3 separate regions of the Mus musculus genome follow, and regions 2 and 3 are each linked to region 1. Evidence: chromatin loops called from intact Hi-C (ENCODE). Cell type or tissue: gastrocnemius. All regions are shown on one strand.

The links. A loop is a pair of places that touch in the nucleus more often than their neighbours do. Peaks named below come from ENCODE experiments on the same cell type or tissue, not always from the same donor. Only the 100,000 strongest peaks of a DNase experiment are listed, where the experiment ranks them.
Region 2: a loop joins it to region 1, with 2.3 times the contacts of the local background. A loop is called at or near these places in 36 of 42 quality-filtered maps.
Region 3: it touches region 1 in a loop (10-fold over the local background); 14 of 42 quality-filtered maps call a loop at or near these places.

Annotation. Positions count from the first base shown.
Region 1 is chr10:93,422,697-93,430,696 of GRCm38, reverse strand. Gm40742 (a long non-coding RNA gene) reads left to right here. Exons shown (of 2, transcript XR_871955.2): 2 at 282-412. Among named protein-coding and RNA genes, the nearest start is that of Gm40742, 4.3 kb to the left of the region's middle. In gastrocnemius, CTCF peaks have their summits at 967 (motif pointing right) and 4,824 (motif pointing left); DNase peaks (open chromatin) are centred at 581, 1,342, 4,816, 6,481 and 1 more place; H3K4me3 peaks cover 104 bases; H3K27ac peaks cover 4,088 bases.
Region 2 is chr10:93,279,903-93,287,902 of GRCm38, reverse strand. Elk3 (ELK3, member of ETS oncogene family) reads left to right here. Exons shown (of 5, transcript NM_013508.2): 2 at 2,926-3,134. The coding sequence starts at 2,928. It overlaps Gm32551 (a long non-coding RNA gene), which reads right to left and starts at 2,930. Exons shown (of 2, transcript XR_871953.3): 1 at 2,640-2,930; 2 at 1-2,133. In gastrocnemius, a CTCF peak has its summit at 4,400 (motif pointing right); DNase peaks (open chromatin) are centred at 4,427, 5,188, 6,476 and 7,037; H3K4me3 peaks cover 841 bases; H3K27ac peaks cover 7,124 bases.
Region 3 is chr10:93,545,856-93,553,855 of GRCm38, reverse strand. Ccdc38 (coiled-coil domain containing 38) reads right to left here. Exons shown (of 16, transcript NM_175488.6): 3 at 4,847-4,947; 4 at 3,529-3,694. Among named protein-coding and RNA genes, the nearest start is that of Ccdc38, 9.2 kb to the right of the region's middle. In gastrocnemius, a CTCF peak has its summit at 4,670 (motif pointing right); a DNase peak (open chromatin) is centred at 4,667.

The DNA.
Region 1 (8,000 bases):
TAATCCTTGCTATGAGGAAATGGGACGATCGTGGGGCTTGCTGGCTAGGCAGGCTAGTGAAATCAGTGAGCTCAGGTTGGGTGAGCGATCCTGGCTCAAACACTAAGGTAGTGAGTGATTGAACTGAGGGAGACACTGGATACTGTTGACATCTGGCCTTCACACACACACACACACACACACACGCACGCACACACTGTTTAGTGGCTACTAATTTGGATAGCATAACTCTGTATAGTTTCTCTCTCTTCTTACTCCTTCTGTGTCCCTCTCTCTTGCAGAACGAAGACTTTCTATTCAGTCTTGGCCGGATGCTCCAAACCCAAGGACTTATGGTGTTAGCCGAATGTGCCCTCCATTAGCTCTTGATGGTGAATCAAAGCCAGAATCTAAGAGGACAGGTTATATGTTATGCTGCCTCTTTTCATCACTGTTCTTTTACGTGACTCTTCTAAAGCAGTTGGTTTGTAAGACGAAGACTCTCTAATAGCCTCCGTAGCAAAGAGTGTGTTTGTAGAGTCCCCAAGCCAGGTTCCCTGGAGAAGGTCGGATTCTCCCACTGACTGGCTGTCTGTCAATTGGCTCGTCAATGGGTTGGCTTGTTAATGTCTCAGGATCTCGGCTTTCTCCTCTGTGAAACAGAAGTCCTAGTACTTATGCCAGAGGGTTGTACTAAAGCTTGAATAATTTCCCTATGCAAAGCACGTGGGAGCCCACGCCTGTAATCCCAGCACTTGAGATGTTGGCATTGCCAATTCCAGGCCATCCTGGATTTCATAGTGAGATCTTGTCTGAAAGAAAAAGATGCGGGGGGGGGGGGAGGGAGAGGAAAGGGGAAAGTAGCAATATTCAACAATGGGTGTTAATCCGTGTTCACCAACATCACTTACTCAACAGAAAGCCTTGCCCATTTGGAACAGCCCATGAATGAATGAATGAATGAATGAGTTAATTATGTTGCCACTAGATGGCAGTAGAGCCTCATTTGCTCCTGAAGCCCAGCGGTGTGAAGGGATTTGACCCTTCAGGCCACTCCCTAAGCTCCAGTCTCTCTGCCTGCTCTTTCCTGTCACAAACAGTTCCCCCTTTCTCCATTTAATACATACTACTTCGCTTAGGCTTCAGTGACAAAACCCCAGACCAAGTAGCTTAAACACACTCCTTTTCTCTCAGTGCTTGAGGTTGGAAGTCCATTGTCCTAGTTTGCTTTCCAGAGCTGTGATACAACTCCGTGCCCCAAAGCAGGCTGCCAAGAGGAAAGGGTTTATCACTACTTATAACCCAAGGTTCATCGTGAAAGGACGTCAAGGCAGAAACCCAAGGCAGGAAGCTGGCGGCAGAAACCGAATCGCAGGCCCTCTTACCCAGAGGGGCACCACCCGCAGTGACCTAGGCTCTCCCACATCAGTCATTAACAGAGAAAAGGCTAGCCCACAGACATGTCCACAGGCCAATCTGCTGGAGGCACTTTCTCAATGGAGGCTCTTTTTTTTCCTAGAAGACTCTAGTTTGTGTTAAGAAACAAAATAACATCCGTGTTCAAAGCCAGGTTTTTTTCCTCTTCTGTGAGAACACCAGCTCTAGGGGCTTAGGTCATGCCCCAGGACTTCAGTTAACCCTCAAGATGTCCCAGAAGGTCCTATCAGACTGAGGGTTAAGACATGCATATGCGGACCAGCAGAGTTGGTCCTAGTACTCACCTGTAAGCCTAATTCTCAGTGTCTCACACCTCCTGGCAATGTCCTTTCTCTGAGATAGTCCCTTTGCATCCTGCCCTGCTGAGCGCTTAATCTTTGATTGGCTTTAGCAGGATTACCAGTATTGGCCATCAACGGAGAAATTAAAAGAAAACCAACATGTAACATGTAGCGTGGATTCATGTGTTCTGATAATGTTAAGGCAAGTGGCAGTACCTGCTCTGTAGACCAGGCTGGCCTCGAACTCAGAGATCCGCCTGCCTCTGCCTCCAGTTGTTCTTTCTTCAGCTTCTCTTCTTCTTTATCCTTCTCTCGAGATAAAGCCCTTGATGCTGATAAAGAGGCGATTGCATTGAAATCACTCATTGTTCCAGACTCCTTTGGGGGGCCTGAACCTCTCTGGGTAACAGATAGTTCACTCTGTTTTTCATCTCTAAGACAGCCGAACCCCAACTATCAACATGCAATAGAAGGACCCTTTGGTATTCTTGGGTCATTCTGGCTCCATCTTTATCTAAGCACAGATGTCAGGTTCCAAAGGAGAGGAAAGATACATTTGGTAGCAGCATAGACCACTCTCTGTGAATGCTTTGGTGCAGTGCGTAGTTCTGTTCCTTGCCGCTCATAAAAAATCTAAGGAGAAATCTAAGCTGCAAAGAACGTGGTGGAGATTCCCAATTGCTGATTTCCATTTTCTCTCCTTCCTTCCTTCCTTCCTTCCTTCCTTCCTTCCTTCCTTCCTTCCTTCCTTCCTTCCTTCCTTCCTTTCTTTCTTTTTCTCGTTCTTTCTTTTTCCCTTCCTTCCTTCCTTCCTTCCTTCCTTCCTTCCTTCCTTCCTTCCTTCCTTTCCTTCCTTCCTTCCTTCCTTTCTCTTTCTTTCTCTTTCTTTTTCCCTTCCTTCCTTCCTTCCTTCCTTCCTTCCTTCCTTCCTTTCTCTTTCTTTCTCTTTCTTTTTCCCTTCCTTTCTTTCTTTCTTCTTTCTTTCTTTCTTTCTTTCTTTCTTTCTTTCTTTCTTTCTTTCTTTCTTTCTTTCTTTCTTTCTTTCTTTCTTCCTATCATTTGGTTTTTTGAGACAGGGTTTCTCTGTGTACAACCCTGGCTATCCTAGAACCCTTTTTGTAGACCAGGCTGACCTCAGAAAACTCTCAGATACTATGAAGGAAACTAGGAAATATAGGCTGGTTTTGCACAACCACGGGCCCTATAAAAATAACGGACTTGCACTAATTAATGGAAAGACGAGCCAAGTGTGGTAGTGCATGCCTTTAATTCCAGCACTGGGGACACCGAGGCAGGCGGTACAGGATTTTCATGCAATGTGCACACATCCCTACATATAACTCCAATCATTTCTAGATATCTTACAACATCTTGCGTGGTGTAGGTGCTACTCTGTTTATGGAATGAAAGAAAAATCTCTATCTCTCAACCAACTTTTGTTGACCAATTGTGTTAATACTTAACTTAGAAAGGAACTCGAATGTGCCTGCTTGTCTGTATGCTCAGATACAGATGGCAATTCCTGGCCTCTCTGGCTGTAAGGTATGGCTTGGTGAATATAGGTTTTAGCTGTTGGGAAATAGGAAATACTAAGTCTCAAGGACAGCTCCTGTTTAATAATAACAGTAATAACAACAACAACAATAATATCCACCCACTCTTTACTTTCCCTTGGATCCACTTTTATGAACTGGGAGGTGCCATTGACAGTAGAACTCTAAACAAGCCTAAAAATGTCAGAACATCACAATGGAACCCCTCTACAGCAAGGCTGATTCACATGAAGAAAATAAATGCTTTTTTTTAACCATTTTTTTAAAAGTACTTTAAATTTTTTTGGTTTTTTGTTTTGGTTTTTTGTTTTTTGTTTTTCGAGACAGTGTTTTTCTGTGTAGCCCTGGCTGTCCTGAAACTCACTTTGTAGACTAGGCTGGCCTCAAACTCAGAAATCCACCTGCCTCTGCCTCCCAAGTGCTGGGATTAAAGGCATGCGCTACCACCGCTGGCCAAATTGTTTGTTTGTTTGTTTGTTTGTTTGTTTAATGGAGTACTTTTCTTGAGGAGATTTCTTTTCTGTGCTAGTGCACACACATGCACACCACGTGGACATGTGCACACACATGCATGAACACAGACATATGCATGTACATTCACACACTCATATACTCACACAGATGTACATTCAGGGAAGCAGGAAGGGAGAGAGGGAGGGAAGAAGGGAGAGAGGGATTGTTCTCTGTCACTCTAGAACAATGACTGATGTCTTGTGACCATGAAGGGACTATAGCTGGATCAAAGTTGACCTGTTGAATGAGACCTGAATCTTTGACTTTCAGAGCCATTATGTTGTCTAGCTTTGCATTTTATCTTACCCTAAGACCTCTTATTAACCAAGCAATAAATTTTCATATCATTTCAGGCATTTAGAGAGTCCTTCCAAGAACCTGCCTGTCTCTCTCTCTCTCTCTCTCTCTCTCTCTCTCTCTCTCTCTCTCTCTCTCTCTCTCTCTCTCTCTCTCTCTCTCTCTCTCTCCTTTCTCTCTCTCTAGTAAAGTACAACTCCTTTGTAAACATGTTCAGATTCTTACTAACTCACTTAGCTTTCCTCCCTCCTCCTCCTCTTCCTCTTTCTCCTCCTCCTCTTCTCCTTTCTCTTTCTCTTCCTCCTCTCTTTCTCCCCTTCTGCACTCTATGTTCATTGGTGCTTTGCCTGCAAGTATGTCTATGTGAGTGTATCACAAGCCCTACAAACAGGTGTGAGCCTCTATGTGGGTGCTAGGAATTGAACCCAGGTCCTCTGGGAGAGCAGTCAGTACTGAGCTATCTCTCCACCGCACACTTCTGATGCAATTCCCCCAAGACATTGGAATCTGAGGTGTCATTGCTTTCATTGATGTTAAGGGGTTTTTAGAAGGTGAGGTCTGTTGGGAAAACCTGCAGCTACTGGCCCCTGTGAGCTTCCTGCTTCAAGACTAGGCCGATCCCACTGAACTGGTGTGAAGTTGAATAGGAGGCTCAACTTTCAAGAAGTTAGACTGTAGTTAAGTTGTGTGGGGTGTCCTCTGCAGTGAAGTGGTGTGGGCCTGGAAGCACCATTTGTGTGTCAATGGCGCCCTCTAGTGTCCAAAAGGCTTCACTTGCATGACTATTTTAAGGTATGACTAGTCCTTAATACAATGCATTCTCCATGGCTTCTATGAGAGCCTCACCCTAGCCTTGCCCAGGTATGCTGCTGGGGCACTCCCTAAAGTTCCTGCTAACTGGCTTGTGAAGCCAGAAAGCTCTTTAGATGATCTTGAAATGAAAGCATGTCTACACCAGGAAGCAAGGGCAAACAAGCCCCCTTGCTTTCTTCTCCTTTTGTGCCTGTGTTCTATGGAAGGGCCAGGCAACAGTGAGCCTCCCTTTACTTCCTGCCAGCAGCTGCCTCCTACTTTTGGACTCATCTCAGATCACTCACAACAGCCAATTTACCTCCTCACTCTTCCCGAAGCATCTCTGGGAAGCAATATTAAAACCAGCGGGCCTCTCATCATCCCACTACCATGCCCTGTGACTCCAAATGTCCCCCTGAGACAGTAACTCCTTCACACATGGCTGTTTAGCCCTTCCTTGAAGGATGGATTCACACATGCTGCCACATAGGCACAGACACGCCGGCTCACATGTGCACCCATACACACACCTTCTACAACCTGGTTGAAAACAGGATGCACGGTGAGACCCTGCAGCACCCACTGTTTAGCATTATTAAGCCAGGAAAGGTGGCTCATGCCTGCAATCCCAGCATACTGGAGGCTGAGTCAGGAGTATTACCACAAATTTGAGGCCATCCTGGGCTATGTAGAGAGTCTGCGGTCAGCCTGGACTTCTGGGTATAAGTTTGTGTCCCCCCCACCCCACACACACACAAATAAAGTTAAAAATTTACAAACTAAGATGGTAGTAGCATTATACTGGTTGGCTCCTCATCTCTCCAGGACACACTCAACCTGCAGCCGGTGGACTGCATGATGCCGAGGGAAACTGTGAACATCACTCAACAAAAATACACTTAAAACATTATGAGACTCTCCCTCCCCCGCTCCCCCCTCCCCCTGATTTTTTAAAACCTCAAGTATGTATTTATCAAAAATAAACTTTTGGGGTGACATCTTCATATCAGTGTCAAAGGGTTAAACACACACTCTCCTTCAAGCCTCCCCCAACCAAGATTCCTCGTCTTTATTCAGAGCACCCCAACTCTGTCCTTGTGCGTTGGCGTTAAGGTTTGCAGCTGCTTGGTGAGGATGCATTTATTCAGAGTTCCCATGTGAGTGCTGCATCTTCAGAGATACCCAAGCAAAGTGTCCACAGGCCTCGGCAGAGTGGACAGCAGCTTTCACCTCCTGGAGCATGGATCTGCTAAGAGAGGTTTAGGATAACTGTGTGTGTGATGTGCGTGAGAGATAGATGTGTGTCTCTCCCTTCTCTGCTCCTTCCAGAGCTTCACCGCGTCCTAAAGAGACTGCGCACGGCGGAAACTAGAAGAGGAAGCTCTGTTTTTCTTGTTGTTGGAGTCAGGTGGATGCAGATCAAACCCCATCATGGACAATCCCCACCCTGGGCACCAAGCCCATAGATCATAAAATATCAGGGCTGTCACACTCGTGTGATTGACTGTGGGTGAAACACCAAGAATAGTGTCTGGCACCTTATACATGACACCTAGGACCAGATCCTACCTCTTGTATCTCCCACCATGAGGCCTGCACTATTGTCAGGGGTCTGCTCGATGAAGGATGAGACCATTCAGCTCTGAGCAGCCCGGGCAGCTCCAGCTGTCCCCGGCAGGCTGCCCTCTTGGCTTGTTCTTTTTTCAATATATCCCATGCAAAGCATCTCCATGGTTGAAGTCCAAATTTTGAACAAAGCAGGGTTAGCCTTTCAAGCTTGTTCTTAGCCCAGAAGCTGCTGGCTTTGTGATGATCCGGGTTGGCAGGAAAGACATCAGGAAGCGGAAACCAATGGGATAATAGTTGCTTTAAGCAGGGCCCTGCAGGAAGTAATGGTGGTCTCTGAAAATGTGGTTGTACCAGATTTTATACACAACAAGGAAAGTCGGTTCCTGCTGTTAAAAGAAAGCCAAAAGTTCCTTTAAGAAGAAATTGACTCCATCTGCAAGGCAGGAAATCTCAAGGCACTCGGTGGACAGGGAGAGAGATGGGCACCTCCCCACAGTGACTCATTGGTTTCTCCTGAACCCAGAAACTCAAGGCCAATTAAGAGTGGGTTTTTGACATATCTCTTACTATATCCCCCAAGAATGTGTCCTAGGAGAAACTTCACACCCTACAGCATAGCCTCTCATGCTTGCCATTGTAGACAGCCCAGTGGCCTCTGCACAGTCCCTTGCAAGTTCTGTCTGATACACAGTGTGCCCTCCTACATTAGGGGACTCTGTCACCCTCGTGACCGTCTTTCTGGAGTTCTTCGGTTGCACAGCCTTCAATGTTATGAACCAACAGGAGATGTGTGTTGATTTCATCCCAGGGTTAGAGGTTCCCTGCCCCTCACTTCAGACCCTCATGACCTACATCCGTCATTTATGAAGACACCAGGCACACACTGTTGGGGGCTGGCTGGCTTAATGGTCGAAGAGTTTTCTTGGGAGGCAATGGAACATGAGAAAGAGGAAGGTGATGGGAAGTTCTGCTGAGCTAACTTGTTCACTTAGAGATGATTAATTGTTTGTGGGTTTCATCTCCGTGAAATTACTCTCCCTTGCCACATACTGGCCCCATCACAGACAAACAGGTTCAGGGAAATAAACACTCTACACGGAGGAATGAGGAAATGACATGAAATACTCGAGCTTGGGTTTGTTTTCTCACAGACCCCAGTGTAGAGAGACCAAGGGGGCTGAAGGGCACACAAGCTGAGCTGTTCACCAGGTGAACTAGTCTGCACCCCGTGGGCTGTGTAGACTTTGGCCATGCTGTGTAGACTTCGGCCATGCTTCGTCAGTGAGTCACTGGGCTGCCACGGAGCTAAAGGGGCTTGAAGGCTTAATTGTTACAACACAACATGACTTCTTTTTGTGAGGGCTCCCTTGGCTGGTTTGGCAACAATTAGCTACTCAGATTGTCAGCATAAAGTGTCTTGGGGAGGCACCCGTTGTCTCCCTGTCCAGTGAGTGACTTGAGATGACTTGACTCCAGCCTTACAGCTGGAGTGGACGGCTCAGCGCTAGGACAGAGCACAGAATCAGCACTGCCAATGAGAAAGAAAATAATGTAAAGAGCAGCTCCAATAGCGAGGTCC
Region 2 (8,000 bases), 140 kb after region 1:
GGGCTTCCAACACAAAGTAGAACTTTGTGTGACTCAGTCGTCAAAACTGTGGCATGGAGGAGGGCAGAGCAGTGGCTGGCGTGAGCTTGGAAGAAGGGCCAGTCTGTGCTGGGTGGGACGCTTTCCGCACATGAAGCCTGAGCCCCCAGACACCTCCAGGGAGCACAGTTGCTCACTGCAACTCTGAGTGATCCTGCTGCAGTTTGCCACCTCAGGGACTGGGCTCTGTCCTAAGAGTTGTTGGGTGACTCTGAGGTCCTTATCTTCCACCCTGGCCTTCTGTGGGTCCATTTCCTGTATTCCAGAAATGTGGGCGATCCTGAAGCTGATTGCCCCATCACCACCAAAGGCCTCTTCCCTGCCTGCCCTTTCATGCCTCCTTGAGCTCCCAAGGGCATCCTAGTGAAGGGAGGAACAAATATGTGTGATGTTGTAGCAGTCAGCTTTAGCTATGGTGATGCTTTGTAACAAACAGTCCCAAGCGTCCTTGGCTCACTGTGGTATTTATTTTACTTCTGCTTCTTCAGACTCAACCTGTGCCAGGCTTTGATCAAATTGAGGTAAATTCTATGTATCTCATCGCTTCAACCCAGTATTTCACTGACTAGTTCAAGATACATAGCTAAGCCCAACTCTCAGTGTGCTGAGGATATAGGGACTTGCTTCAGTGCGGCTCTGGCTGCCTGGCCCCTTAAAGGAGTGAAGCTGGGAAGAGAGAGGCAGGCTGAGCACTTCCCCTCTCTGCAGAACTCCAAACTGGCTGGCATCTCTCTGCCTCTCCAGGAAGGCTCCTCTGAGTGACCACTAAATTTCAAAGATCTTTGAAAAACTCACTGCCAGAAGATTTGGCTGGAGACACCCATGAATTTGAAACGTGTGTGGCTTATTTGAGCTCATTAGGAGCTGGAGCCATAATGCTGGCACGTCCTTCCAGGAGCTCTTTCAGAGCTCAGGAGTCGCTGGTGTGGTTTGAAGTCAGCAGTAACAGGGCTGACTCTTACAGACCCAGTGACTGCTGTGGTGAAGGGTGATCTCTTTAAGGATACCCCCTTTAAAGAGTTATAAATAAAACATCCCGTGGGGTTTTTGTAGCACGTTCTTAGTCTGGATTGTCTTTAACAGAGACACCCAGGTGGCACCCACGGTGCTCAGAGGAGCAACAGGATTCTTTCTTCTGGCTGGGTCTGTGAGGAAGCAGGGAGGGAATGCTTGTTAGGGGTGACTGGGGGGTGGTGGTGGCGGGGTTCATACTTCAATGGGATGTTGCTATCAGAATCCCAAACCTGCTTCTGTGGTGGTGTGGTAGAACACAGGGTCCGTGCTGGCCAAGCGCTCACCACTGAGCAATACTCCTGCCCCGTGGGACCTACCTGAAGATGCAGAAAGATGTCAGGCAGTTTGAAGTCTGTCCAAAGATAGTTGCCTGCCTCTCTCTGGCTCCTAGGCCACTTAGAAGCTGCTTTATGAAGAGCAATGAGAATAGGTGCTGAGGGAGACTCACTGTAGAAAACTCTCCTCGTGGCCATTATTCTGCCTTCCAGTCATCTTTGTTGCTGTACTCATCGTTGTCACCGTGGGCTGTCCCTAACAGACCCCAATGTCTCCTTGCCACAGATGGAGTTTCCTCATCCTGACAGGCTTGTCTCCGCCTCACGGCTTGGCTTTTGTGTGTCTTGATGTAGAACCCCCAAACTCCAGCTTGAGATCTTTGCTGAGCCTCCTAGACCCAGCTTCCAAATCTCAGCTCTGTTTGCCCAGGTCAAAACACCCACAGTGTTCGCTCTCACCAGCTATCCTGGAGGAAGGCTTTTCCTAATGATATGGATGTTAGTAAAATAAATGGGTAAGGCTGGCAACCTGGCTCAGTGGGTCTAAAGGTGCCTACCAGCAAGTCTGACTCCCTGAGTTCAATCCCCAGGACTGGAAGGAAAGAATGGACGTCTGCAAGTTGTCCTTTGACCTTCATGCCCAAGCCATGCTTTGTATGGGTGCACACACACTCAATAAATAAGTGTAATAGAACAAAAGGGTGATTTCTTGTGAATACTACTCAAGTGATCAAAATTCAGATCATGACAGTCCAGTGATCCCATCTGAACTGCGTCTGTATGGCTGAGCAGAGTCCATCAGGGCCTAAGAAGTAGCAAGCAGCATGTCAGGAGGAAGGAACAGCAGAGTTCATGCTACAGGCAAAGATGAAGGATAACATTGTTTTATGGTATTTCCTCTCCTGGTGGGAAAAACACTTCCTGCCGGTGTGCTTGAAACTGGGGCTTGGGCGACTATATGACAAGTGCTTAGGAAACTGAAGGACTCCTCCTTCAGTTGGCGACAACTGATTCTTTAACCAGCGTCTACTGACTCCATATCTGCTCTATGCAAGCCCTGTCCTGGGTTCTGAGATGGCTGACTGTGTAAAGAGTAACTGAGTTCCCCTCCCTGCAAAGCAGGGCTGGCTATATTGGGTGAAAGGACAGTTTAACCAGGAGATGCTATCTATACTTTCATGACCCTAGGCCCCTGTGTGACTTCACTAAGCCCTAGCAGACACTCATGGCCACACTTCAGCAAGTGTGACTGACCAAGATGCAGTTGATGTGGTGGGTGGGAATAGATGGAGCTAGCCAATGGGAACTTACCACACAGGTGTTCATTCCTTTAGTCAGTTTTCTCTAAGTAGCTCCCAGCACAGTGTGGTCTCCGCTGGTTTGTGATTGGTGAATTTCAGGACCTCGGGGCACTGCCATTGTGTTCCTGCATCGGGGCTGCTCATAACTGTGCAACCAGAAAACCTGTGTGTGGCTAGGCAGTCCATTGGGGGTGGGGTAGAAAGTACTTTCTCTTAAGCTCTGTGGAGCAGAGCCCCCGCGCAGCGCCTGAGCTGCAGACCCGCTCTGACCTGCCTGCCTCTTGCCCACCTCCCAGGTATGGAGAGTGCAATCACGCTGTGGCAGTTCCTCTTGCACTTGCTGCTGGACCAGAAACATGAGCACCTCATCTGCTGGACATCGAACGATGGCGAGTTCAAGCTCCTCAAGGCGGAAGAAGTGGCCAAGCTGTGGGGCCTCCGCAAGAACAAGACCAACATGAACTACGACAAGCTGAGCAGAGCGCTGAGATACTATTACGACAAGGTAAAGCAAGCCTTGGCATCATGGGAGTGGGGGGTGGTGGTGGGGGGGCAGGGAGGGCTCACCTCTCTTAGTTCACTGAGGAGGAGCCTGGGCTGTGCATCCAATCAGAAAACAGAAGCGGAGACTAGGAGGCAGCTCAGTTAGTGAAGAGCTTGCCCTACAGGCACAGGATCTGAAGTTAATCTCTGGAGCCCAGTGCAAAGGCATGGTGTGGTGGAATATGCTTGGTATCCCAGAGCCAGACAAGCAGAGACCGGAGGATCTGTGGGTGCCTAATTTCCAAGTTCTCGGCACGTAGAGACCCTGTTTTCAAAAAAAAAATGTCTACACATGAACACATACATGTACATGAACATGAACACATGTGTGTACAAGCAAATCACAGAAAACACATGAAAATGGAGGCAATCCATACCTTTAATGTTGAGATAAAAACAAATTGCTGAGGTTTTCCCATCCCATGGGAACCCTTGGTATGTTCCTGAGGCTCAGTTTTTGTACCCTCCCCCGCTTTCATATGTAATTTGCTGAAGACCGGGCATCTACTGGCATCAGGCTGGCAGCAGGGGTAAGATGTCAACTGGCTCTGGGGACAATAAGAATTACAGTCTGAGCTGGGCATGGTGGAGCACACCTTTAATCCCAGCACTCGGGAGGCAGAGGCAGGTGGATCTCTGAATTCGAGGCCAGCCTGGTCTACAGAGTGAGTTCCAGGATGGCCAGGGTTACATTGAGGAAACCCTAAAAGCTTGAAAAAAAAAACAAAAAACAAGACAAACAAAAATGAATTACAGTCTTCAAAGTCTGTCTGTTCTTTCTGGTCAGGAGTTCGGTCAGAAGGTCCTTTCCAGGGAAATAGTAGTTTGGGGGTTGCTGTATTTTACCACTTGTGTGCTGGGGATTGTGTCCTGGGGCCTTGTACGTGCTAGGCAAGTTTTCCAACACTGAGTTACACTTCCAACCCTGGACACAATATTACTACCACGGGGCACTTCAGCATCTCTGTTTGTGAAATGGGAGACATAGCAATTCCACAGTCGGGATCTCTATGAGGATTCACTGAACTACTGCGCGCTAAGTACTTGGATCTGTGCTTGGCCTGTGACATTTGGCTTATTAGTAACTCCTCCAATTAGAAACAAAGCCAGTCTCATTTTTACATCATGGGAGTGAGGCACAGAGTGCTATAACTAAAGAAAAAGTATACTTGTTTTATGTATAATGGATGTTTTACTTGCATGCGTTATACATAACTTGCATGCAGTACCCATGGAGGCCAGAAGAGGGCGTTGGATTCCCCCTAAGACTGGAATCACAGCAGTTGTGAGCTGCCATGAGGGAGCTGGGAATTGAACTGGCTCTTCTGGAGGAGCAGCCGGTGCTCTTAACCATTAAGCTGCCTCTCCGGCTCCTAGAGTACTTTTTAAGGTGAATCACAGCAAGGACAATTGGAATGAGTTTAATTTATGTCTTGCAAATTAGTTTGTATGCTTGGTAGGGCAAAACTTGTTCTATTTAGGATAAATCTATCAGGCCGGTAATTATTGGCCATTTCTGTTTGAACCCATGCTTGCCGACTACTTAACCTGATGGACGAAAAGGTTTAGAATCCTAGAAACCCAAGGGAACTTTTGTTCTGGGTTCATTACTCTTATGGAAAGGTGAATCTTAAAGTGATTTAAATATTAGTTCCGGATCTATATTTAGTGCCTTCTGTCTGCAAACCTCTTTGGAATTGAGGACACAAGGATTACACGTTTCAGGAAATGAAGACGTCATTAATTATAAAGGGCTCCTTTCTGTGCTCCTAATAGCATGCGATTATGTCATTGCGGCGCTAAAGGTGCTTCCCATTAGCACGGCAATTAATTAATCCCGACTTAATGCAGTCCTACGAAGATGTAAAGGCACTTCTCAGCTAATTGCACTGTCCGGAAGCCAAGCAGATGGCGTCTAGCTTTGCGTTTTGTTCCCAAGTTCTGTGTTCTGCCATGAGAATTGAGGGCCCTGCAGGAAAACAGTCTGTCTTGCCTGCTGGCAGAGAGCCCAGAAACGTGGCCTTTCTATTGTTTTAAATCAAGGTGTCAAAGAAAAGAGGGCTTGCCCCTGGGCCTGGGACTAGAGTCATCTCTTCAAGTCCTGGGCACTGAACCTGAGCGCTTGTCCCGTCAGCATGAAGGGATCTGTGTCCTAGGCAGGGGATTGATTGTTAGTGGCTGACAGCCTTTGTGGAGACAAGCCTGTGATCTCTGGAGTGAGCAACTTCAGGTTGGTGCGGGTCGGAGGGAGAGACAGACAGTAAAGTGCCTCCCCCACAAGCAGAGGGCCCTGAGCTCATGGAACCCCTGAAGAAATGCTGGGCATGATGGTTCATGATTATTCACGATGGTAATTCCTGCGCTGAGCAGGGCAGTCACAGGTAGATCCTGAGGGCTACCGACCAGCTAGCCTAGCCTAATAGGCGAGCTCCAGGCCAAAGAGAGACCCTGTCACAAAGGATGTTCCTATCACAAAGGTGTTCCTAAAGATGACGTCTGAAGTCCTCTGGCCTCTACATGCATGTGCATACTTGTACACATACACACATGCACACACACACACATGTTTCCCATGTATCTGCACACACATATACACAGAAGTACAACAGACATACTCAAAAGCATACCTACATATGCACACATGTACCACACAAGTACAATTCACATACATTGACAAGTACACACATATGTACACAAACACATGTATATACAAGTACAATATACATTCACACGAACACACACATACCCCTACACACAAGTATAATCCATATATACAGAAACACATGCATGCATACACACACAGCTTTTTTAAACAAGCAGTTTCATAGCTGTTAGTCTGTTAGGAGTCTAGGGCTCTGTCCTGGGCACTTCCTGTTCTCTTTAGACGAGATGGCACTCCCATTAGGACAGGTCCTGCACCAGTTTTCCTATATGAAACAGAACATTCAGATTTGGTTGGGAGACACTTAAGCCTATGCAGCCAGTGGGTGGCAGGGCCCGGGGACCCACCTGTCCTGTGCTGTTCCTTAAGACACAAACCTTCACTGCTGTCTTGGAACGTCTGAGATCAGGTATGATGCCCATACGCTGTTCTAAGGTCAGGAGTTTTTATTATCAAGGGTTTTAATACTGAAACAGGTCCAAACAGATGTCACCGTAGACTCCGCATTTGCCTGTTTTCTGTTGCTATTACAAAACACACCAGGCTGGGCGTATAAAGAAAGGAGTTCTGGAGACACAGAAGCACAGCAGTGGCTCTGGTAAAGGGTCCCCTTGGCCGTGGTGTCATAACAGGAGGATGGCGTCCTGCCGGGAGCATGTGAGAGGAGACTGAGGTGGGGTTTGCTGTTTTACAACAACCCACTCTCAAACGATCCATCCCTGAAAGAGCATCTCTCCCACACCCTCAGTGACATAATACATGATCACATGACACACTCCCCAGCCCTAAAAGGTACAGCATTGCCACACTGAGGACTTGGGAACTCTGGGGACACACTCCAGCCATGGCCGACAGCAGAGTCGCAATACAGTTAGAAAAGGAAAGAAGAGGGGGAGGAGGGAAGAGAAGGGCAGGATGGTGAAAGGGAAAAGAGAAGGGAGGAACAGAAGAGCCAAGAGGCAAACGCAGGAAGACAGTGGCCACTGTGGCATTAAGATCATCTATTTTGCATTTTTTTCTGGCCAACGCTTCCAGCTTTGCCAGCCTTGCCAGCCTTGCACTCTGGTGAGCTGCATCGGTCAAACTGGTTTAAACGAGTTTAACTCTACCGACATTAGGCTGGCAATCACGGCCGACATAAATGTCTGACCTCTCACTGGAAGGGCACGCTTGGCTCAGAGCCTCTATGGCTATGAAGCCCTTGGGTCACGAGGGCCTGGGTGTGATGTCCTGCTCTGTTTCACAGGCAGATCCAGGCTGGCCCCTTCTGCTTGTCAGTGTGACAGTCATTGACACCCTCCTCCCTCACACTCAGCCTGTGAGCGGGATAGCTCTATGACTGTCTCGCTCTGCAAGCTGTGGTAATTTTGTCTGCTGCCTTCTATAGCGTCCTTTCCCTGGCGGCTGAAAATGTGCATCCTTTGGTTTGTCCTAATAGGGAAGTTTCTCTGCCCGAAAAGACAAGCCTGCGAATAGCATTATTTTTATATGGTATATGTTGTATTTTTAGCTTATTCCAGCATATTAAAAGTGGGCAGAGGAGAAATGTGTAAAAAAAAAAAAAAGCTATACAACAAGACACGGAGGGAAAATAGTTTATGTGTTCATGACATCTGGTAGGGTGAAGGGCTCTACTCAGTGTCCCTTCAAAACATGTGCCCCCCTCCCCCCGCCAGCCCACAGACTGTAACAGAGAGGTGGGCATAGTGTGGCCTTTGGACTAGATATTTGGGTTAGAATCCAGCTGTGGGAGAAGCAATCTCTCTGGGCCTTAGCCTCCTTTTAAAATGTATTTATTTATTTATTCGACATATTTGTATATGTTTGTTTTTGTGTGCACACATGTATGGGTGCATGTGGAAGCCAACGGTCAACGTCAGGTCTCCACTGTACTTTTTGAGTCAGGGTCTCTCAGTGAGCATCAGGGATCCTCCTGACTCTACCTTCCCAGCACTGAGACTGCAAACACACACCAGAGGTCAGAGCTGAGGTCGGCCCTCTGGCTTACATCAGAAGCACTTTACTGACTGGGCCGTTTCTCCAGCATCCTCGTACCCTTAATTTTTTCTGCGAACTGAGGATTGGGTCCAAGGCCCTCACATGCTGGGCAAGTACACTCTTCTTGTTAGGTACACTGAAGATGACAGCAAACTCAATTCAAGGGCC
Region 3 (8,000 bases), 120 kb before region 1:
TGTTTTTGTTTTTCCAGGCAAGGTTTTTTTCTGCATAGCCCTGGCTGTCCTGGAACTCACTCTGTAGACCAAGCTGGCCTCAGACTCAAGAGATCCACTTGCCTCTGCCTCCCGAGTGCTGGGATCGAAGGCGTGTGCTACCACTGCCGGCCCTTTTTTTGGTTTTAGTAGGATCTCCTGTAACCCCTGCTGACTTCAAACTTGTTCTAGAGCAGAGGATGACCTTGAACTCTGCTCCCTGAGTTCTGGCACTGCAGGAGTGCCCCTCCACATCTGGTTTAGAGGTGTTTCCTCTAACAGGAAAGCCAAAGTCTCACTGTCACTGGGTACAGAATGAGCAGGTGTAAGAAACCAATCTGCCACTGGCATTGAGGTATCGGTAAATTTCCTCTGATGGTGACCTAGCCGGTCACCACTAGTGCAAAGACAGAAATACAGGAGTCGAGACTCCCCAAGTGGGATGACTGGATTATTTTACATACACACACATATATGTTATATATATTAATATATATACAAATATGTGCTATATAAAATGTATTTCTCAATCAGAATTCATAAAGGCTGTAAGGCTGAGAAAAAGTGATTTCACTCCAGTCAGTTGCTGATTTGAGATGCAATTCAAGGGAGATGCCTTTAAGTGAAAATTCCATATCGCTTTTCTGTGCAACCTGCCACATTGTTGAGAGAGCCTCAGATGATCATAAAAGTTGGACTCTTCCCTCTGGAGGAGCCTGTCCGATGGCATTCAGTCTTAAGAGGCCAGAACTGTTCCATTCCACAGCAAACAGCACAGAGGAGGGCTGCAAACCTGCCAAGCTGTGCTTTCTAGTTACCTGAGGACTGCTAGGGTAACAAGGATTGTCACCTCTTTTGCAAGGAACTGTAAACATGTCACTTGCCGCTTTACATGTTCTCGATGGCCCAAGACTCAACACGGAGGCACAAGATGGAACCCAGGGATCTCTGAGACCTGGTGCTGTCGCTGAGCCCTAACTATTGCCTGCCATTTACTGCTCTTCAGTCACGTATGCATCTGCAAGACAGTCTAAATCAATTAACGTTGCTTCCTCTTTTTAAGAGATGCTTTTTGGGGTCTGGAAAGTTGGCTCAGCGATTAAGAGCCCTTGTTACTTTTTCAGGTGATCCACGTTCAGTTCCCAACACCCACCTGGCATCTCAAAACTGACTGTTAATCTCAGTTCCCAGGGGATTTGACACACTTATATACATGAGGGCAAAAGACTCATATGCACAAAATAGTAAAACAAATAAACCCAAGAGTTTTTTTTATAAAAAAATTTATTTATTTTTATTGTATGTGTAAAGTGTTTTTCCCTTGCGTGTACGTCTGAGCATCACATATCTGCTTTGTTCCAGAAGTGGACAGAAGAGGGTTCCTGATCCTTTAGAGCAGGAGTCACAGGTAGTGGTGAGCCTCCATGTGGGTGCTAGGAACAGACCCTGAAGTTTCTGGGAGAGCAGCAATTGCCTTTGCTGGCTGAGCTATCTAGCCAACCCATCTTTTTCTTAAGATGGATTCATTTATTTTTATGCAGATGAACATCTTGCCTGCATTCATGCCCATGCCTGTGTGCCTGGTGCCTGAGGAAGTCACCTCAGGTGGTGATCCACTGTTGAGGATGCTGGGACCCAACCCCTGGTCTTCTGCAAGAGTCGCAAAGGGCTCTTGACTAAGCCGTCTCTCCAGCCTCATGGCTTGCTTTCTCTATGGGAGCTGCTGACCTCAAAGTCCCATTTCTTGTGAGCCATTCTGGCCTTGTTTAGCTGCAAAGGACTTCCATGTGTAGGTGCTTCTTGACCTGTGATGCACAGGAAGTGCTTATGACATTTCTGATGACCAGGTCAATAAACCAGGCTCATTTTTGCAATGATAGAAAGGTTGTTCACCCCATCAGCTTCCTGATGCTGTATGCCTGAGTCCTGTTTTGAACCACCAAAGCTCCTCCGACCTTAGGAAGTGTCTATATCTCCATACCTCAAATAGTACAGCTAGCTAGGGCTATCGCTTTCATGTAACTCGGCTTTGACAAAGTCAACACTGTTACTTGGCATTGACTTTCTTCCTTCCCAAAGGCAGGTGAAGTAAGGATCTTCTTGGAAAAATGTCTTCTTAAGCCACTTTCTTTTTGTTCTCGAGTCTATGGCAAAGAGCTTACCTGCCACATTGTAACAGGCCCCAGAACTTAACATGAATGACACCATGTTAGAGGTACCATTCTGACCTTGAAACCCAGCACGCAGGCCAAAATGGGAACAGAGACCTAGTCCATAGTTCTAGAAAAGTCCACAAATAAAAAGTCCCTAGCTATTTTTGGCTTTTATATTTCTGTGTCTTGCTTACTGAAGTGTGCCAACCAGGATATTGTGTGTGTGGGGGGGGTGGGGGTGGGTGGGTGTGGGTGTGTGCGCGCGCGCAAGCGTGTGTTATTTTGCCTTTTACATGAAAGACAAGTGGCTGTGAGACTTGGGGCCTCATGATTTGGGCAAGTTCCCCATGTAGCCACTGTCCAGCAATAAAGACTTTCCTTTTGACTTGAAGAATGTCTGTGTTGGCCTGACAGTGGTGGCATATGTCTTGAATCTCAACAGAGGCAGAGGCAGAGGCAGGTAGATCTCTGAGTTCCAGGCTAACCTGATCTGTAGCGATTGTAACCAGGGCTACACAGATAAAACAAACAAATAAACAAGTAGTTCACGTTGTGTTCTCCGGTAGCTTATCTCACAACAGTAGAGCAGCTCTGATTCCATCTTTCTCAGCACCAGAAAATCTCCCAAACGTACAATGAATAGCATATATCCAGAGCCACACCTTAAGACCAAGAATAGGGACTGGAGAGATGGCTCAGTGGTTAAGAGCACTGGCTGCTCTTCCAGAGGACCCAGGTTCAATTCCAGCAACCACATGGCAGCTCTTAGCTGCCTATAACTCCAGTTCTAGGTTATCTGAATGTGCATAAAATTAAAAAAAATAAGTTATATATACATATATGTGTATATATACACATATATACATATGTATATATTATACGAAATACCAATGTACATAAAATAAATTATATATGTGTATATATATGTATATATATATATATATATATATATATGAATAACTAAGAGTAATGTTGACTTACTGTCTTAGGATTTCAATTGCTGTGAGGAGACACTATGACCACAACAACTCTTACAGAGGCTAATATTGAATTAGGCCCAGCTTACAGTTTCAGAGGTTTCGTCCACCGTCATCATGGCAGGAAGCATGGCAGCCTGTAGCAGACATGACACTGGAGGAGCAGAGAGTTCTCCACCTTGATTAGCAGGAAGCCAGGACGAGGCTGGATTTGTTTCACACTGGGCATAGTTTAAACGTTTAAGATGACAAAGCTCGCCCCACAGTGACAAATGTCCTCTATAAAGGCCACACCTCCTAATAGTAACACTACCTACCTCTGAGCCATTCGAACACAGGAGTCTGTAGAGGGTAAAACCTCTTCGAACCCTCACACTTACCTTCTGTCAGCCTGAGAATAAGAGTGGGATCTAGCCCCAGACGTTCATAGGAGGAGCTGCCTGCGTCAGCGAAAAAAGCTAGCTGGCCAAGGTGTGAGCGACTCTTCATTCGGGACGAAAATGTTGTCTTCTGGTAGATTTTCATGCTGTGGTTTTTCATTCTCTCCTGCCCAAGATGCGAAAAGCATGAAAGGAATTTTAATGCACCAAAGTATTATACTGTTATAACGGTGCTCAGATGTAAACAGCAAAGACCTTCGGCCTTAGGCAGTTCCGGAGCTCGCCCGGGAAGAAATGTACCCAGCATCCTTTGCTTTCTTACACAGAGACAAGGATAACCTTGCAAAGGCGGGCCTTATACAAACTATCTCAGAAACGGAGACAGGAAAATGCCTCTCTAGATTAAATCAGGGAAAATATGGAAATTTCAAAGATTGTTAGCTCACTGGAGCTGAAAACTTAATGGAAGGCAGACTTCCATAGAGAGTAGTGAAAACCCACCCTTTGGATAGCTTTCAACGTCTCAGTTTAATCTCGTGTGAAGCTTGAGGAGGCTCTCAAGGCCCAGAGAAAAGCCACCCCTGGGTGAATACACTTCATGTTTCTGGCTATTTTATTCATCCTACCAAGAGCCAGGAGAGTCCTTTAACCCATTCATTACCTTTGGGAAGAAAATCAGGCCCAGTGCTGATTTTTTTTTTAATTTTAAATTACTCTAAAAAGCATTCCCTTGCCTCTCCACGTCACCACCCCCGTTCTTTCGTCTCCTCTATCCTCAAAGCACGTGTAAACTTGTTTATCCGTAACAGCTTTGACACACTTTGGCTTATTCTTAAAGACTCCGCTCCTGCCACCACAGTGAATGCTTTGGGTCTTCTTCCTACTCTTTCTTCTCTGTCCACAGAGCAGACCTCTGCTGTCTCCTTCACACAGCTCTGGCTGTAGGATCTGCCGGTCCCAAGGTGCTATCCATGGTAAGACATACTTTTATTTTGTGCTTGGCCAGTGAGGTACAACATGCCACCTGTGCAAGCTAGACCTGAAATGTAGCAATATGAAAAACCCTAGGGGGTCGGACACAAGATGGAGAGTGAGCTGTGGAGCTAGTTGGTGATGACATGGTGTAGCGGCCTTCTCCCACTAGGTGGCGATCTCTGAAGGTCCCTGTGTACTGTCTTCCCAGAATGGCGCCAAACATAGGACAAGGCATCACCGTGTCTTAACTAGTTTAGACTTAACACGTAAAACTAGTGAGATCTATGGCTGAAAGCACTTGGCTCTAACCTCTTTGGGGATGCTGATCATAAGAAAACCTTACCTTTTTCCTGGCAGCAATTTCATTTTCTTTGAAAACGAAGAGATCTTTGAAAAAAATCTTGTAGGGTCTTTCCTTTTTGAGTACAGCATCTTTTCCTTCATCTAAAAGAAAAGGAAGAAGGAAAGAGAGGGAGGGAGGGAGGGAGGGAGGGAGGGAGGGAGGGAGAGAGGGAGAGAGGGAGAGAGGGAGAGAGAGAGAAGAGAGGGAAGGAAAGGAAGGAGGGTGTAGTTAGTTCCTTTATTGGCCAGAATTATAAAGCCCCCACCAGCTGGAGTAGAGAAATGGGATGCAGGGGTCTCTGAGAAGGTGGGTTTCAGATGGATCTTGCCCTCCAGTTGAACCTGGCAGTACAGCTCCTGGGTCTCCCCGGTAAGAGCCACATCTTCTCTGCCCACTCTCTCAGGGCCCAGCATCTCAGGGGACATGAACCAGAGATGAGGAGTCTGCGTTATTACAAGCTCACACTTGGAGATGTAGAGATGTGAAGAGGACCCTGGCCCCACCAATCAGTAGCAGAGGAGTGAGATGCTGGGGCCACTTTGGAACACGCCTGCCAGCTCCTTAGAGAGTTAAGCATAGAGTACCACACACAGTAGGTAACTGGATGCATTGAAGGCTGAGTATAATGGGCCCCTTCTAGGAAAGGGGGTGTCAGCCATGGAGGGCCATGTCTGGCCACAGGGAGGAGACTGTGGGTGATTCTTGGCCGGCCTTGTGGGTTGTAAAGATGTCAAGAAGGCAGATGATATTGTAGGCCTCATGATACAGGGAGGAGAGACAGTTAGGTGGCAGAGGCTGGGCCCTGGGCAGTGCAAGGGTGTGGGAGAAGCATGGCCAACAGGCTAGGGCTCAGCAGAGAGAGTATCAGTGGTGATTAATTTCATGTCTTAACTTGACTGGGGCTAGGGTTTGCCCAAATTAGATGTTATTTTGGGTATGTCCGTGAGGGGTTTTCCAGGCGACTTTAGCATTCAAATTGGTAGAGTTGGTAAAGAAGACCGCCCATCCCAACATGTGTGGGCATCAGCCAATCCACGGAGGGCCTGAGTAGGACAATAGGCTGGGGGAGGGGGGGGACATATGCTCCCCACTGACTCTCTCTCACATGGGTGCCTTGCTGTTTGAGCTGGGTCATTTCCTCTCAGATTGCCACCCATGCTCAACTGACTGGGGCTGATCCTGTCAGCTCCCCTGGGCTCAGGCCTTTGCACTGGGCTGGACTCTAGCACCAGCTTTTCTGAGTCTCCAGCTTGATGGTTGTCTCTGTAATCCCGTGAGTCCTTTTCTCAACAGTGCATAGCCTCTCCACTGGTTCTGTTTCCTGGATCTAAGATCACGACTTGGCCTGAAATCATCCTGTGCCCCTTACCATTGAACAACAATGGATTCCAGATAGGGACATATTCCCATCTGCCCTCTCTTCACCCCTAGCCTTCTAAAGCTAACTGCATTTAATGCATTTAAGCACCAGTTACATTTAATGGGGTGTTGTTTTGATTTGGGGGACAGAGTTTTACTATGTAACCCTTGGATGTCCTGGAATTCACCATGTAGACCAACCTGGCCTTGAACTCAGAGATTTGCCTGCCTCTGCAGGGATCAAAGGAGCACACCCCCACACATGGCCGCTAGTTGTATTCAAGATAGACCATAAACCCATGATCCTTTAATTAGCTCTGTAAAGACCCCTTTTGAAAATATGTTCTTATTTTCAGGTTCTGGGTAGACTGATCTTTGGGGGCAGTATTGATATTGTATCCCCTGAATAGCACCTTATACCCAACAATGAATATGGGAATCTACCCTTTAGCCTCCTGCCTGATCCTTCTGCAGGTCTAGGGCAAGGCAACCCTTGGGCCTACAATCTACAGCTTGCCAGTTTGACAAGAGTCATTGGCTGAATCCAGGTTGCTCCAGGCTCATATGTATCTCCCTCTAGGGTGTGGAGAGTCACATCATGGCTGATAAGCAACCTTTTCAGTGCATCCCCATTAGTGTCCCATGGAAGCTGGGAATAGCGCCACAAACCCCCTGGCTTGAAGTTCTAGGGGTCAGGAGCCTGAAAATGAGTCTTCTGACAATGACCCCCCCCCCAAAATGGGGGGGTGTTTCTCTGGAGGCTCTAGGGAGAAACTGCTTACGTCTTCTGCTGTTAGAGCACGCCTACGTGCCCTGACTTGCAGCCTCTTCGTTGATATACAGAATAAATCTGTCCTCTGTCTCCGTGGTCACACTGGCTTCCCTGTCTAAGACACACCTGCTTCCACCTTGTTCAGACTTTTAGGTGATCCCAGGCCCGTCAGATAATACAGAATATTCTTTCCATATCAGGCTCCTTAACTTAATCACACTTTAAAAGGTCTATTTTGTGTAACATATTCACAGGCTCCAAGGAATACAATGTATGTATATTGTACTATTACTATTACTATGTACTAATAGGGGACTATTACTCAACCTGTGACACATAGACTCCTTTCTTAGCTTTCTTAGCTTTGCCCCTTTCTGTTTTCCTGGTTCTAATTTATTCATTCCATAAACATGCAGGAAGGGCCTTGGCTATACATTGGGGAATGCGCATTAGTAAACAAAACAGGGACTCTGCCCTTACATTGTGCTCAAGTGACAGAGGTGGGGGGGGGTGTCAAATAATAAACACAACAAATGAACATTTTTATCCTTCAAGTGACAAGGCCTGGGGTGAGCAAACTTGAGTGGAGGGACAGAGCCATTGATGAAGTGACAGATCTGTGGAAAAGCAGTTCTGACTTCCTAACAGAAAATGCAAAGGCCCTGCGGCAGGAAAGAGAGAGGCAGCCATGGGGTCTGGGGTCAGCTAGTGTCCTGCATGCCTTGACTCTCAGTAAGATGGATTGTTAGTGGGCTTCTTTGCAGGTGAATGAGAAGCAAGTAGGACCCGGAGAGCTAGGGTTGAAACCAAAGTGGCCCAGACAATGGGGGCAGAGCTGGGGGAAGTGGGGGAAGCTCTGGCTGGGCTCTGCGGAATACTTTGAAGGGAAAGCCAATGGAATTTCAAAAGGGATTGCACCCACGCTCCTCCCCTCCTCCCCCCTCCCCCCTCCCCGCGCTCCCCTCCTTTCCTTCTCCCTCTTCTCTGTCTCATTCTCAGAGAACAGAACCTTTTATCACATTG